2 separate regions of the Mus musculus genome follow, and region 1 is linked to region 2. The links are chromatin loops, found by intact Hi-C in ENCODE. Cell type or tissue: heart. All regions are shown on one strand.

Region 1 (8,000 bases), 240 kb after region 2:
GGGTGAGACTTCCCTTCACTCCTTCTCCTTAGCTGTATAGATGGAGCATGCCTTTATTTATCTTCTCTGTTCTATCTGACAGGTATGTCCCACATGTATCCCACGGGCTGCATATGCCCCAGGAGAGCTGTGAGTGGGGCCCAGTACAAATCGGAACTTACTTTATGTATGACGTCTTGTAACTTGATTGATGCTTCTTGAGCATGAACTGTGTGTGTGACAACTTTGTGTTGCAATATCAGAAGATGGGACACTTGCCTGAGCTGCTCCTAGGTCATAACACAGGTAGAGACAGAAATTAAATATGGCCAGGAGGAAGGGGTGCTGGAGGGAGTGGCCCTAATCTCAGGTGAGGGTCTGATGATCCTCTGCTCCCTGGGACGCATCAGTAGACTCATCGTCTGCTAAGATGCTGATGGCTGTTGTGCTTGAAGGACAAGGTGGTGTGGGACAGCCATGCGTGAGACCTAGACTCTTTAGATGTTGTTGAATGGCCTGTCACTTCAGAGTCTTTTCCTTTTAATGTAGAACAACCAGATTTGATGACGATTGGCAGGTTCTGTGCCCCGTGGCCTTGTGTGATGTGTGTGCAGAAATGCCAGTGGAAGAATGAACATTTTGCTCAATTGTGGTTTTTTGGCTGGCAGGATCCTGAGAGCAGGCTAGAGATGGGCATAAAAGAGAGCTGGTCTTAGGGAGAGTTGTGTTTTTAGTTGTGTTAGGACAGCTTAGTCTGTCTTCTTAGAAAGCTGTGTACTTGACTTTGAAGTCTGCCAAGTAGTATGTGCATGCATTGACCAAACACAATACCCATGAAAAGTGAGCTAAGAAAGAAGGGTTACTTTAGGCTCACTGTGATGGGAAGGCAGGGGCAGGGGCAGGGGTGGCTGGTCACATTGCATCTGTGCTCAGGAGACAGAGAGATGAACACTGCTGCCCAGCTCCCATTCTCCTTTTGATTCAGGGCAGGGCCCCTGTCCATATGATGTGCTGCCCTCATAGAGAGCGGGCTTTCCACTTCATTTAGCCTAGAAACTCCTGTACAGACAACACCCAAATTCCCACCTCCATGGTGATTCTAAATCCTGTCAGAGTGACAGTGAGGCTCATCCCTTAACACCTGCAATCGCCATCTTCTTGCTGTGGGCCTTCGTTCTTCGTTTAGGGAGGAGCTTTTAGGAATGCCTCTCCTCCTTTAGTGCAGGTGACTCTTTGGCCTGGAATGGCCACACTGCTCTCCCCTGGCCTTGCTTTTCTGTTTGGCAAGTGTCCTCATTCTTCTTAAGCTGTCCTAGCACCCTTTGCTCTCGTTCTTCAAGGCAAGGAGTACTGTCACAACCAGTTTTGCTTTGTGTCATCATTAGCGGTTTTGGCATTCCTACTGAGTGGTTTAAACACAGATGGTCTTGGCCCTGTGTTTTGGTAGCCCGGTATCGTCACTTTGGCTGACATCACTTAAATGCTCAGTCTGTTGTTGTAATAGCGGTGCCTCTTTAGAAGGCATCCATAGGAACTATGTGTAAATCCATCAACTAGGCAAATCCTTGTTTCTAAGGATGTCTGGAGCAGGGACTACAGTCTGGAGATCATGGAAACCTGGCCAAAGACTATGGACTGGGGTTTTGATTCTGAAATTCCTTTGAAGGTGTTCTTTTTGTACTGTGCTGATGGATGCATTTTAAAGGGTAGGGTTACTCATAGGAAAGCCAGGGAAACATATTCTGTTTCTAAAAGGCTTTATCAGCCTATCAGTGTGGAAACAGGTGGTCTGTGCGCGCACATACAAGGAAGAGTCTTTGTCACATAGGAAATGGATCAAAATCCAGAGAAGGAAAGTATAAACCTGTTCCCAGACAGTACCACCTTGCACACCGGGCTGAGGGGCCTCAGGACTTGGTGGATGGGTGCAAATGGCCGTGGAGGTTTTGGAGATTATTTGCGATGGGGTTTCTAGGGCAGTGGTGGGGAAAACAGAACCTTTTACACTAGTAAGAGTAAGTGACGTTCAAGAGCTTATACAAGCTAGTTAAGACATACGTGAATAACTCCAGGGTTGAAAAGGATAATGTCTTAAAAATTATCCAGTGTTGTATGACCATTTCCTCTCTGCAGTTTAGAAAATTACAGAGACATTTTATAATTATATGCACTTGCCAGCTTTACTGAAATAATAAACAACTCCCAAAGCCCAAAGCTTGCAACAGACATTAATTTCAGGTCATGTTGTGTTTTCTGGCTGTGAGTCAGCTGTACTCGCTCTTCCCAAATCTTACATTTCTGAAGGAACAGTCCCTTTTGGGGACAAGGTAGGCAGAGAAAAAAACAAGAGACTGTGGGAGACACAAGAATTCCTAACAGTCAGCTTAGATTTGGCCTATGCTACAATCATTCATTTCCCATTGACTAGATCAAGTCACATGACCTAACCCAAAGCCAGTGGTCTAGAGTGTTTTCCTGTAAGAAGCCACTTGGAAACAATAAGAACATGTGATCCTCTCATGGGAAGAGGGGCCAGTCACTTGGGGTGTCCTCAGGAAGAACAGCCAGTGCCCTTAACCACTTAATCAGCTTTTTAAAAAATTAAAAAGAATTATTTATTTACTTTTTGTGTATGAATATCTTGTTTGCATGCATGCCTATTTGGTACCCTAGAACTGGAGTTACAGATGGTTTGGGTCTACCACGTGGGTGCTGGCAATTGAACCAGGGTCCTCTGCAAGAGCGGCAGTGGGCCTTAACCACTGAGCCATCTCTCTGGTCCTTTGACATATTGTTTTTATTTTTTTAAAGATTTATTTATTTTTTATTTATATGAACACACTGCAGCTGTCTTCAGACACACACTAGAAGAGGGCATCAGATCCCATTACTGATGGTTGTGAGCCACCATGTGATTACTGGAAATTGAACTCAGGACCTCTGGAAGAGCAGTCAGTGCTCTTAACCACTAAGCCATCTCTCCAGCCACGACATATTCATTTTTAAAAGTTTATTTAGCAAGGCGGTGGTGGCACATGCCTCTAATTCTAGTGCTTAGGAGGCAGAGGCAAGTGGATCTCTGAGTTTGAGGCCAGCCTTACCTACAGAGCAAGCTCCTGGACAGCCAAGTCTACACAAAGAAACTCTGTTTTGAAAAAACAAACAAACAAACAAACAACTAACACATAAGCCATAAGTTTTAAAATACGGTTTTAACTGTTACTTTATTGTTGGTATATACAATAATTTCCTTTTTTGTCATTTTGGTAGCAGATTAGTGGTTAACCCTCATAAAGTGACTTGGGAGGTTTTCCATGGTTCTATGTGTGCCTTGGAATACTTGACTAAGGCAGGCTTTGGGCTCCCTGGGGCTCAGCTGCAAACCTACTGGCCTAGGTGGTCGTTGTTTTCGGCCATGGGTCTGTCCTTTCTGTCACTGCCCAACTGTGGCTTTCTGGACTTAGAGTATAGTAACTTGTAATATACATATAACTTGTAATCATATAGAGAAATAAGATCTAAATAGTTATATTTTTCTTTCTATATTGGACAGGCCTTGTAAGTTTTACTATGTCTAGTCCATCTTCTAAAATAATCAGAGTTTGTCCCTTTTTCTTGTTTTCAGTATACATTTTAAGCTTTCTCACTTTTAACAAAACGAGAGCATGGAGTAGATGTGACTGGATGTGTTCATGCTGTGGGCTAAAGCCATCTCCTGCATGTCTCTCGCTGCTGTGTGAACTCTCTCCTGGGTGTGTTTTCTTGGGTTAAGTTGATGAGGTAATGCAGGCTTAAGGTTTCTTTTTTCTTTTTAGTTTGTTTACTCATGGCTGATGTGGTTATAACACATGTCTGCTATTGGCCTTGCGTTAGAACAGGTGAATTGGACTGGCTGTTTCTGCTTGATGTTGCTAGAACTATCGTCTTGAGTTTTTTACTTGTAATCACTCGAACAGGACAAGGGTGAGGGGAAGGAAGGCTGGGTCCTGGCGTTCCTGTAGAGGAAAGTTGGCTTGGCTCATCCTAGGGTCTGGGTTCCAGTGGCCTGATCTCCATGGCAGAGCCCACCCCTCTGTGTTTTCAGCTGTGTCTGTTTTGTGTCTGTGAACATGTCTAGAGTTGTCTGCCTGGGTTCATCTGCCCTCAATAATGCACCAAAAACCTTGTGGGCAGGGTGCCCCCTGCTGGTGGTCCTCTGTTATGCTTTGTTCTTGTGCACCTCAGCCAGAAAACTTTCTTTGTCTCATTGTCTTACCTACCCCAACCCCACAACTGCATTTTCAAATTAGGGTGCACATGACAGGGTTGTTTGTGAGCCTCAGTGACAGTAAATAGCCTCAAAAACTGTTAAAGGTGCCTTGTGGTTCCCACTTCAGCTGTGTCCCACTTGTGTCTGGTAGAACATTTTAGAGAGTCTGGCACTTGGGTGACCCTCTCCTGATTTCCAGAGTCATACTGCTTTTCCTATCACCTTTTACCCAGTTCTTTTTGTTGCCTATTCTTTAGATTCTAAGTTAGCGTCTGAGGGTAGGATGGAGAGGAGTAAGCTGCTGTGGGTAACTTACTGAGATGGTCTAGAAGTCTATATTTATAATTGTTGTCTGTCTGTTTGTCTGTCTGTCTATTTTTTTCCTTCCTTCCTTCCTTCCTTCCACCTACCTATTTATTCTTTAAGCCTAGCTTTGCTCTATAATGCAAACTGGCCTTAAACTTGTAGCCCCCTGCCTCTGCCCCCTCAGTGCTGGGTTTACAGGCACCGTCCTCTCTGCCCAGCTTTTATAACAAGTGTGCAACATTTTGTCTTGCTGCTGTAAACACCATGGGTCCTGGTTATTTTCCAGGTTTCATGGTGTTTGCCGTTCTGTTCTGAGTATCTTTGACAAGCAGCTTTTGAGGTTTTTCCTTTTGAGTTGACTCTCCCTAGTGAGTTTAAGTTGAGGTTCACAGCAGAATCATCTGTTTGATCTGTGTAGGACATTCTTTCTTTAGGTGTCCACTGTGCATGTGAATTAGGGCACACAAGGCAGGTACAGGCTGTGTACAGAGTGCTGTCCTTCTCTGCTGTGGGTTGCTGTGAGCTGCTTTGCCAGGCTTTTCTGAAGTGGAGTCATCACATTCTCCAGATTTTCCCAGTGGTGTCATTAGAGAAGCTGGGTTATTTTAGCATGCCTTGTGTTTCACTGCATCCGTATTGGTTCCCGGTAGATGTCATTCTGCCTTTGTAAACCTGTTAACGTAATGAAGAATCCCACCAGAGATTTCTGTTAATTATCTTGCTAACAGATGGCCATAACAGATCTTGAAACTGAAAATCTTTGAACCAGAGGAGTTTGTAAAGCAATGAAGTTCTCTCTGTGTCTTCCTTGGATATGGGGTGATGGGCAGGGGACGGAGGAAGGAATGTTCTTACAGGCGAGAGTTGACATTTTACAGCAGTGAGTATTTTTTTTTTTTCATCAGCAAGCAGTTACCATAGTTCACAAGAATTATTCTAGATAGGCGTTTGCATGATAAAACCAGCAAGAAAATGAATTTGAGGTACCAGCTATGTCTCTACTGTGATTTTTTTTTCTTTTCAGTAACATTGGTGTGCCCATGGTAAACCCTACACCACAGCTTATAATGAAATGTAAAGGTACTTAACAGACAAATCATTATTATTATTTTTTTAAACTGAACAGTGACATGCATCTTGCCATGCTCTCACAGTTCACACACACTCCTCTGGTACTGCCCTGTAAATGTGATTTTGCTGGTATTTCCTCAGATGAAGTGATGAGAGGAGAGCCATACTTGAGCTTTATGAATACATGGCTTGGGTTGAGCCCAGAACGTTTTTATCTAACTATCCCTAGGCCTAGAAGCTTCTAGCCTCTATACAATCTAAACTTCTGCAAGCCTGGACCTTGAAGGCTTCCCCTTCCAGCCTCTGTCTGCTATCGTAGGCCTAGAATGTTTCAGCCTCTGAGACTTACACTGAATAAACTCACCCTTTCTAGCTCTTTCTGAACTCTGGATGGCTGGTCAACTCAGCTATTCTGACTCAAACTCCTCTCCAAGCTGACTGATTCAAAGGCTTCTCTTGACTTCTGACTGAATTGCTCTGCTTGAAAAGACTTGCCTCTGAACTCCATGTGCTGAATTCAACTGCACTCAACTGAACTTCTGTACTTTCCTCTCTCCCTCACTACTTTTAAGTAGCATCTCTTTCTTGTCTGTTCTTGTGTGAGTTGGGTGTATCCTATCTCTGATAAATTCTGTCAAATCTTTCTCTGATTCATCACTTTGTCTGCTCCTCAAGTAGTTGTCATTGTTTGGGATTAAAGGTGTGTACTAAGAGTGTGTCTCTATTGCATTCAGAGGGATCAAGGGTATGTGTTCCAGCCAGAGGGATTAAAGGTGTGCAGCTGTCTGCATTCCAGCCAATTCATAGCTTTGGATGTGATCTCTTGCCAGAGCTGCCATGTTGTTGGATTAAAATTCTTCTGCGCTCCCATATACTGACCCCCTCAGTGCTGCTGTACCCTTATTGCAAATAGGAGAGCTTAAGGTACAGTGTCCCTGCTAGTGGAGGCAAGCTTTTAACATGGCCAGTGTGGCTCAGGTTACCCTTGGAGGTATTCTCAGTTCCCAGGTGTCTATCTGGTACCTTCTGTTGTTCTAAGACTCATTCATCTCTACTTTTCGAGTCCCCCCCCCCCCCCCCAGTACAGCATAGTCTCTGCTTTCATGGAATTCACAGATGAGTAGAGAGTCAGACAGTCAAATCAGTGAATATGCAATAAAGTTCAAATAATGATAATCCTGTGGGAAACAAAGCTGGAGAAGGAGTTGAAGAGTGATGAAAGGATACAGGGTTACTTTTATATTTTACTGGACTGAGATGACCTCTTAAGTGGGTAGCTTCCAGCAGCAGCCTGGATGAAGAGGGTGGGTAGCCACATCAGGATCTGGGACTGGGACACACACTCGGACACACACACACTCGGACACACACACACACACACACACACACACACACACACACACAGAGCGAGCGAGAGAGAGAGAGAGAGAGAGAGAGAGAGAGAACATATAGTACAAAGGTCTGAGGTACAGTGAGCAGTGTCAGCCAGAAGGCCAGTGATTGAGAGTAGGAGGAACTCAGGGAGAGAAGTAGTGTGTGGAGGAGGGGAGGGGGCGGGTCAGTAATGCCTGCTCTATGGAAGTGAGTTTAGACTTGTGTAATGGGATGGTTTTGAGAATTTAAAGCATGGAAGCGACATATTTGGATTTATATATTTTTAAAACCTTTTTTTAAAAAGCCACGATCTCATTATGTAGTAGTCTTGGCTGTCCTGGAGCTTGCTGTATTTACTTATTTATTTTTGATTCTATACCTATGTATTGTGTCAGTGTATGAGCTTGTGCACATGAGTGCAGGTGTCTGAAGATGCCCTTTTTTTTTTTAAAGATTTATTATTTTTATGTAAGTACACTGTAACTAACTTCAGACACACCAAAGAGGGTGTCAGATCTCATTATGGATGGTTGTGAGCCACCATGTGGTTGCTGGGAATTGAACGTAGGACCTTTGGAAGAGCAGTCAGTGCTCTTAACCACTGAGCCATCTCTCCAGCCCCTAAAGATGCCCTTTAGTGCTGGAGTCACAGACAGTCGTGAGCTACCCTATGTGGGTACCCTTTGCTAACAGCTGAGTCAGCTTTCTAGCCTTGGATTTAGTTTAGTTTTGTTTTGAAGCTCCCTAGCTGTGGTGTGGAGAACTGTGTCTGCATTCATGTTGGTTGTAGGTGGTGCTGCCAGCATGAGATGATGCCTATTCCACTGCTGAGCCCTCTGCTGAGCTGAGATGCCTGGACCCAACCCTTGCTCATCACCCCTAAGCTCTTCGTGTTTTCCTGTTGCTTTTGTTTCTCATGGGGCAGTGTGTTGAGAATCATTTTGTGATAAACTTATGACCCTGAAGAAAATGTTGGCTTTACCTGACCGGCTTTATGTTTACCTAGAAGGATCTATGAAGG
Region 2 (8,000 bases):
ATAACTCCTTGGTATATATAATAGAGAAGAAATCCTACATAGATGGATAGGTAATGTACAGGTAAAATACAATAATTTATCAGTTGTGGGTAGCTTTCCAATTTTATCTTTGAGTTAGGTTAGTATGAATTCAGTCTAAAACCTCTACATATGAGCTGGGTGTGGTCATGCACTGCTTTAATCTTAGCATTTCCTGGTGCAGGGGGGAAGGGTCAGCAGAGACAGATAAATCTCTGAGTTTGAGGTCAGCCTGGTCTATAGAATGAGTAGCCAGAGCTATGTAGAGATACCCTGTCTCAAAAAACCAAACCAATACAAACTCCTAATGTTTTTCTATATAATAAAAGTAACATAGACTAATGGTAGTTTTAAGAACTACTTAGTTCTGTTATATGCAAACTTTCTCCTCCTCTATGCTGTTTTCTGCCTAACTGTAATCTTCCCTTCTTCCTTTTTGTTTTTGAGCTCATGGTCTGTTGCTTCAGTCTTTATTTTTGCAATGTCCCAAACTTGCTGAACCCTCCGTGCTTATGCTGTGACCTCTCTGTTCAAGACTTAGTTCTGGATGACACAAACTGCCTGGTTTCCCCAGAGCTGCATCAAGACTATCAAATCTTGTTAGACAAAAATCAAAGCAGTAATATCAGCTGAACTGGTGGGTTCCTCTTCAAATAGGGCTAAGCAGCAACTTAGACTCTTTTGTTAGCTTACTGCCTCATTTTCCACAGCAGATTATTTTCAGAAACCTGCAGGTAGAAATGACTTCAGCTTCCTGCCATCAGAAGTCCATCAGTCGGCCATCACAGGCCCACCTCTTCCTCCCAAGTGGATGGAGCTTAGCTCCCGGCAGTACCTCCCAAGCTTGATTAGCTACATATAGCCCCTTCCTCACATGTCCAGTTTGATCCAGTCAGTCAGGGGTGATCTGACAGACATTGACAGTGAAGTAGGTCATGGGAGACACTAGCACTATCCGAGTTATAGATGCATCTCCTCTGTCTTTTTCTTTCAGAACCACACTTACTTTTATCTGAAGCCCGCTCTATTGAACATAGTTTTCTCCCTTCTGGTTTCCTTTGTTCCCCAGGGGTTGTTTTCACAATGGTCCTAGATGAGGGCTGTGCACCACTGGGTTTGTCAGCCCTCCCTTCATCTCCTCAGTAGGATCCAAGGTGCTTGGGCACTTCTTCCTTCTGGAAATGCCTGCTTTTCTTGGCTTCCTCTTTAATAGCCTCTGTTTTCTTCTTCACTGTCCGTCTCCAAACTGAAGTGTTGCACCTGATAAAACTGAGCCATTTTCTTTGTCCCAGTCCCTTCTAAGCACTGCTGTAACTTCTGTGTGAATTTCACTACTCCAGCTTTGCTCCCTCTATCAACACACCCACATAACCTCTGTTTCCTCTTTGGAGAAGAAGCTGGCTTTTCTTTTTGTTACTGAATGATCTTCAGAACCTAGCACAGTGCTGAGACCATAGTCAGTGCCGAGTCTGATGGGGGCCTGAGGATTTTAGCCAGGACAGCATGTTAGGAGGTAATTACAACTGTAGTAATGATGACATAGATTTTCACGTATTTGTCTGTACAGGTGAAGATGGTGGTACGTGGTTTCTTGATCTAAAGAGCAAAGGCGGGAAGGTTGGACACGGAGAGCCCTCTGACCGGGCAGACGTGGTGATGAGTATGGCCACTGATGATTTTGTCAAAATGTTTTCAGGTACGTTTCCAACTCTCTTAGTTTGCTTGTTTCAAATAGAATATTTTGGATATTCTACTTGTTCCTTTTCTAGATAATCAAGGTTCAGAAACATTCCCAACAGTGGGAGAGTGCCGTGCTGAAAAGCATGTGGTCCTGGGAGGCTGTTCTTAGGCTGCCTCTGATCCACCTCTCCCTCATCTGATAAATGGAAAATTGAGGTAGATCTTTCTCATCACCGAGAAAATAATGACGTAACATTGGAAACAAAAATAATGCACAAGGATTACTAAGTAGGCTTCATTCTGCCTGAACTAAAGTACTGTATTTTCAGTGTGGTCACTGGAGGCTAGAAGTCAGCAGTACCTCACTCCGGCCTCACCAGATGCCATAAAGGAGACAAGACAGGACTCTTTTGTGCCCTTGTACCCTGCTTTTGTGGGATCTCTATCCCAGAGAATCTTTTGCACGATTTTATGTTCTGCCCAGTAATCTCTAAAAGTGCCAAAATAATTTTAAGGGTACCCTATTTTCTTATTAGAGATTAAACAGCATTTTTTTATACATTTAATGATCAGTAAATGTTTGGTTTTGTTTTTGTTTTGTTGAGATAGGATCTCTCTCTATATTCCTGGCTGTCCTGGTTCTTGCTATGGAGTCCAAACTGGCACTGAGTTAACAGAAATCAATGCCTCCTAAGTACTGGGATTAATGGTGTGTACCACTATACTCAGCCTAAATGTTTGGTAAAAACGAATCATAGATTTTTTTATTTTATTTTAAGGACAGTTTCAATTACAAATGCATTCTGCTGTTCATGCTTATAACCTCAGCACTTGGGAAGCTAAGGCTTGACTTGTGAGTTCAAGGCTCTATGTAGTGAGTTTGAAGTCATTCAGAGCTATCTAATAAGATCCTGTCTCAATAAACTAAACAAAAAGGCATTGACAGTGTCTAAGCTGAATAAGTTAAATATACTTAATAACTATTGTGTAATTGTTGTGGTTTAAGAATGGATTTAACTAGTCGGGCGTGGTGGCGCATGTCTTTAATCCCAGCACTCGGGAGGCAGAGGCAGGTGGATTTCTGAGTTCGAGGCCAGCCTGGTCTACAAAGTGAGTTCCAGGACAGCCAGGGCTACACAGAGAAACCCTGTCTCGAAAAACCAAAACCAAACAAACAAACAAACAAACAAATGATGGATTTAACTTGAGATAAAATGTTTTTCACTAGGGCTAGAGAGATGGCTCAGTGGTTCAAAGGACCAGCTGCTCTTTCAGAGGACAAAATCCTTGTGACTGACAAGTCTCTCGAACTCTAGTCCTAGGGGATTTGACATCACCTTCTCTGGCCTTTGCAGGCACTATATACACATGTTGTGCAGACATATATGCAGGCAAAAACCTATATCCATATAATAAAAGTAAGTAAATCTTAAAAAATTATTTTCATGCCAGACAGTGGTGGCACATGCCTTTAATCCTAGCACTTGGGAGGCAGAGGCAGGCGGATTTCGAGGACAGCCTGGTCTAGAGAGTGAGTTCCAGGACAGACAGGGCTACACAGAGAAACCCTGTCTCGAAAAACCAAAAAAACAACAAAAAATCATTTTCATCATTTTATAGAAGTGGTGACTGATGCTCTGATAAATAAGTAATAATCCCAAGATCAGATATCGATTGAGTAGATGTTAGGGCTAGGATATGAATCTATATGTGTCCATAATTATTCTCCAAGCTTAATTTATTATTTGTGTGTGGGGAGCATGTGCATGCCACAGTGAACTGATGGAGGTCAGGATAATTTTGTAGCGTAAGTTCTGCGTGTCTAACTTAGGTTGTTGGGCTTGCACTGCAGAGGCCTTTACCCACTGAGCCATCTTGAAGGCCACTCTTGCTCTTAGTTATTCTGCTGTTCTGACTGACCTTCTAATAAGTGGACAGGACCTCATGTAGTCCAGGCTGGCCTGGAGAACTGTAGAGCTGAAGATGACTTGACCTAGCCTTCCTGCCCCCTTCAGAGCTGGCACCACCACTCATGCTCAGTGGCTGCTCTAACTTTCCCTTATATATAAGCTTGAGACCATGGGCTTTCTACCGATTTGTGAGTGTGCTCTTGCATTTGCTGGAGTCCTCCACGTCATGAGTCATAGGAGGCACATTTGATACCTGGACTTTAGACTGCGAAGATCCTGTCTTTCTCCTTTCATTGTATCTATGAATGTCTTCCTTATATGGGTACAGTTTAGATCTTGGCACCTAAGACGTCTCCTTTAGAGGTCACAGCCATTTCTATATTTATCTAGAAGCACACACTGTAAATACAAAAACCCTAAAGTAACAAATCTCTCTCTTGGGCCAGTAGAGGTCACTGTGTGGCAAAACAGAAAGTAATAAAATAAACTGTTGGCAAGCTCAATGGCACATGCCTACAGTCTCTGTTAGGGGGCTGAGACAGGCTGAGCTAGAAATTTGTGGCCAGTCTGGACAACAAGGTGAGGTCTCTATCACTTAAGGAAAAAGGAAAGAGAATAAATTGTTTAAGATTACTTTATCTGAGGAGGGGTACATACATGTATATTGTTACATTGTGATTAGTACATTGTGATTAGTACATATGTTGTTACATTGTGATTTCTTTGAAAGTTTTTTTTCCCTCAATATTGTTTTGGTAAATTTTTTAAAATTATTTTTATTTTATGACATTGGTGTTTTGACCACATGTGTGTATGTGTGGAGATGTCAGATCCCCTGGAACTGGAGTTACAGACAGTTGTGAGCTGCCATGTAGATGCTGGGAATTGAACGCAGGTCCTCTGGAAGAACAGCCAGTGCTTTGAACCACTGAGTCATTTCTCCAGCTCCCTCATTTTGATAATTTTTTTATACTATCCTCTTTGAGCTTGTTTTCCTATTAACCTTGTACTCCAGATTGAACTAACACTGAATTAATAGTAAAAAGAAAAAGGGAAGGTATTTTTCTCTATAGGCTAATATTGTTTATTAGTTGCTACAACTTCTTTTCTTTTCTTCTTTCTTTCTTTCTTTCTTTCTTTCTTTCTTTTCTTTCTTTCTTTCTTTTCTTTCTTCCTTTCTTTCTTCCTTCCTTTCTTTCTTTCTTTCTGCCTTTCTTTTCTCTTCTTTCTTTCTGCCTTTCTTCTTTCCTTCCCTTTCCCTTTTCCTCTTTCTTTCTTTCTTTCTTTCTTTCTTTCTTTCTTTCTTTCTTTCTTTCTCTCTCTCTCTCTCTCTCTCTCTCTCTCTCTCTCTCTCTCTCTCTCTTTCTTTCTTTCTGCCTTTCTTTTCTTTTCTCTTCCCTTCCTTTTCTTTTCTTTCTTTCTGCAGGGTTTCTCTGTGTAGCCCTGGAGTCCTAGAGTCCTAGAACTTGTTCTGTAGACTAGGTTGGCCTTAAACTCAAAGATCCACCTGCTTCTGCCTCCCAAGTGTTGGGATTACATAGTTATAATTCTGTTTGTAATACCTATGTTTCTCTGGTTGAAAATGCTAACATGAACTTTTGTGTTCATAGACTATACTTAAAAAATAATTTGTTAGTGTGTGTGTGTACGTGTGTGTATGTATGTGTGTGTATGTATATGTGTGTATGTGTCTGTATGTGGGTGCGTCCATGTGTGTACAAGTATCCTCAGAGACCAGAAGCATCAGATCCCCTGTAACTGGAGTGATGGGCATTTATGAGCCACTGGAAAGACCTCTTAACCACTGAGCCATATCTCCATCTCTACATATGCTATACTAAAAATAAAAATGTTTAGTATATGTGTTTCCATGTTTATATGAGTACACATGTTCAGGTACCACTGTGCATGCTTAGTTGTCAGAGACAGCCTTGGGTATCATTCCTCACCTTCCAGCTTTAGACAGGGTGTCTTTGTTGTTCCTTACTGTATATGCCATGCTAATTTCCACAAGCTTCTGTGGAAAGCTGTCTCTGCTTCCCATCTCAAAGTAGGACCACTAGAATTGCAGATGTGCACTGTAGTGCCCAGCTTTTCTTGGGCTGGATTTGCACTAAGGTCCTAACACTTGTGCAGCAAGTACTTTACCACTGAGCCATCTCCCCAGCTCCTAACTACTATATACTTAATGATCTTAGTTGTTTGTCTTGACACAATGTCACTGTTAAACTCAGGCTGGCTTTGAACTTATGATCCTCCTGACTCAGCCCCCAAGTGCTGGGGTTGGTTACAAGATGTATGCTGCCATGCCCAGCTTAATAATCATTTGTAAATATTTTGTGCATTTTACACCATTTGATTTCTTGAATTTAAACTTGAAATAGTTAAAGAGTTAATGAACTATAACAGATTGGAAATTAAATAACATAGTATTTGTCCACCAGAATTTATTGGGGGCTATTTCTTTAGTACTGTAACCAGCATATGTATAAATGTAGCATCTTTAGCTTCTTGCCATTACCGTCTGCTGACTGTTTCTTTTGGTTTTTTTGTTTTGTTTTGTTTTTTGTTTTTTTCAAGACAGGATTTCTCTGTATAGCCCTGGCTGTCCTGGAACTCACTTTGTAGACCAGGCTGGCCTCAAACTCAGAAATCTACCTGCCTCTGCCTCCCGAGTGCTGGGATTAAAGGCGTGCGCCACCACACCTGGCTCTGCTGACTGTTTCTCATGTTATCTTTTGTATTGTAAGGTATTGTTGACATCTAAGTCAGGAAGTGAGATTCCCTAGATAGTAATATGAAGTGCTGTGTAGACGTCTCTGTGCTCTGGAATTTATGTGACTCTGGGAATTCTTCCTAGAATGCATGTTCTTCAAGTAGCATATTCCTTAGGTCACTAATGCTTTCACTGTCTTTATTTTTCGTTTTAGGGAAATTAAAGCCAACCATGGCATTTATGTCAGGAAAGTTGAAGATTAAAGGAAACATAGCCCTAGCAATCAAATTGGAGAAGCTAATGACCCAGATGAATTCTAGACTATGAAGGACAAGAAGTAACAATGTTGACTCTCCTCAGAAGTAAAAAGCTCAGCAGTTAGAAATCTGTTGTCTCCCCCACTGTCATGTAAGGACATATAAGTTTGTTCTAGAAAGAAGTAGAATTTCTGTATCTATAAGATTTGAAACTGTAACTAAAACAACTAACCAATCACATACAAGTTTAATTAAGTGACATCCTAATATATTGTGGTTTTTCCAAGTTTTCCTCTCTATGCCTTTATTTCATTCATTGCTTTCTTGCAGAAAAGTATGTATCATGAACAACCAATTGGTATCAAGCAATAAAATTAGCTGTTTACAAAACTTCTTATGTAAAATGAAGCTACTTTATCTCCACAAAGACAGTTGCATGAGGGTTGGGTGAAGAACTGCAGTATCATTTCTTTCTGTAACCCTGACTGGCTTGGGACTCACCCTGTAGACTAGGCTGGGCACGAACTCACAGAGGTCTGCCTGCCCCTGCCTCCTGAGTGCTTTGACTGAAGGTGTGCTCCACCACCACCTGGCGGTTTTTTTTTTTTTAAGGACTTTTATTTTGCCTGGCTGTGTTTTATGAACTTCAGTGCATAATACTTGCAGGCGAAATCTTGTTTAACTTATTATAAGCATTTATACTATTGATACTATTCTAGATATCTTAAAATTTTCAGCTTTTCTTTTTTTTCCAAATGGGTTAACCCAACTGGCCTTAAACTGGGGTCAGTCCTCCTGCCTCAGTTTTCTTAGTGCTATTATTATAGACATGAGACACAATGCCTGGCTTTATTGAGCTTTCAAGTACTAACATATAGAAATATAATTAATTTTGTGAGTATGCCTTATGCCCTACAGTAGTCAGATCTACTCATTACCTTTAGCAGCTTCTTAAAAACAGATTCTTTAAATCGTGTTATCTTCAAATAAAGATGAATTTATCTTTTTTCCATTCTATGTGCCTTTTATTTCTTTTTCTCGTCATATTGCACTGACCCACCAATATAATGGTGAATACTAATGGTAATAATGGATTCCCTAACCTGAGGAATAAAGGAAGACCTGTCTCAAATATCAAACTATACAAAACAAAATCAATTTTATTTAATACATAAATCACTATATAATTTATTCACTCAATGCCCCCCCCCCCCAGAATTAAGCAACCATCATCCCAATGAAATAGAACCTTTAAAAAATTTACCTTTTCCTCTCCCTCCATCCCTTCTTTCTTTTGTATCCTGTGTGTAGTCAGGGAACCACTTGTGGGGAGTGAGTTCTCACCTTCCACCATGTGGGTTCTCAGGATTGAACTAAGTTCATCAAGCCTTCACATTCTGAGCCATCTTGCAGGCCCCG

What was found. Hi-C counts contacts between places; a loop is a spot of excess contacts. Peaks named below come from ENCODE experiments on the same cell type or tissue, not always from the same donor. Only the 100,000 strongest peaks of a DNase experiment are listed, where the experiment ranks them.
Region 1: a loop joins it to region 2, with 3 times the contacts of the local background. A loop is called at or near these places in 15 of 42 quality-filtered maps.

Annotation. Positions count from the first base shown.
Region 1 is chr4:59,846,266-59,854,265 of GRCm38, forward strand. All of the region lies in intron 1 of Snx30 (sorting nexin family member 30), which reads left to right. Among named protein-coding and RNA genes, the nearest start is that of Snx30, 45 kb to the left of the region's middle. In heart, a CTCF peak has its summit at 4,166 (motif pointing left); a DNase peak (open chromatin) is centred at 4,136; H3K27ac peaks cover 553 bases.
Region 2 is chr4:59,611,097-59,619,096 of GRCm38, forward strand. Hsdl2 (hydroxysteroid dehydrogenase like 2) reads left to right here. Exons shown (of 11, transcript NM_024255.3): 10 at 1,586-1,714; 11 at 6,539-7,598. The coding sequence ends at 6,651. Among named protein-coding and RNA genes, the nearest start is that of E130308A19Rik, 11 kb to the right of the region's middle. In heart, a CTCF peak has its summit at 4,051 (motif pointing right); no DNase peak of the experiment used is centred here.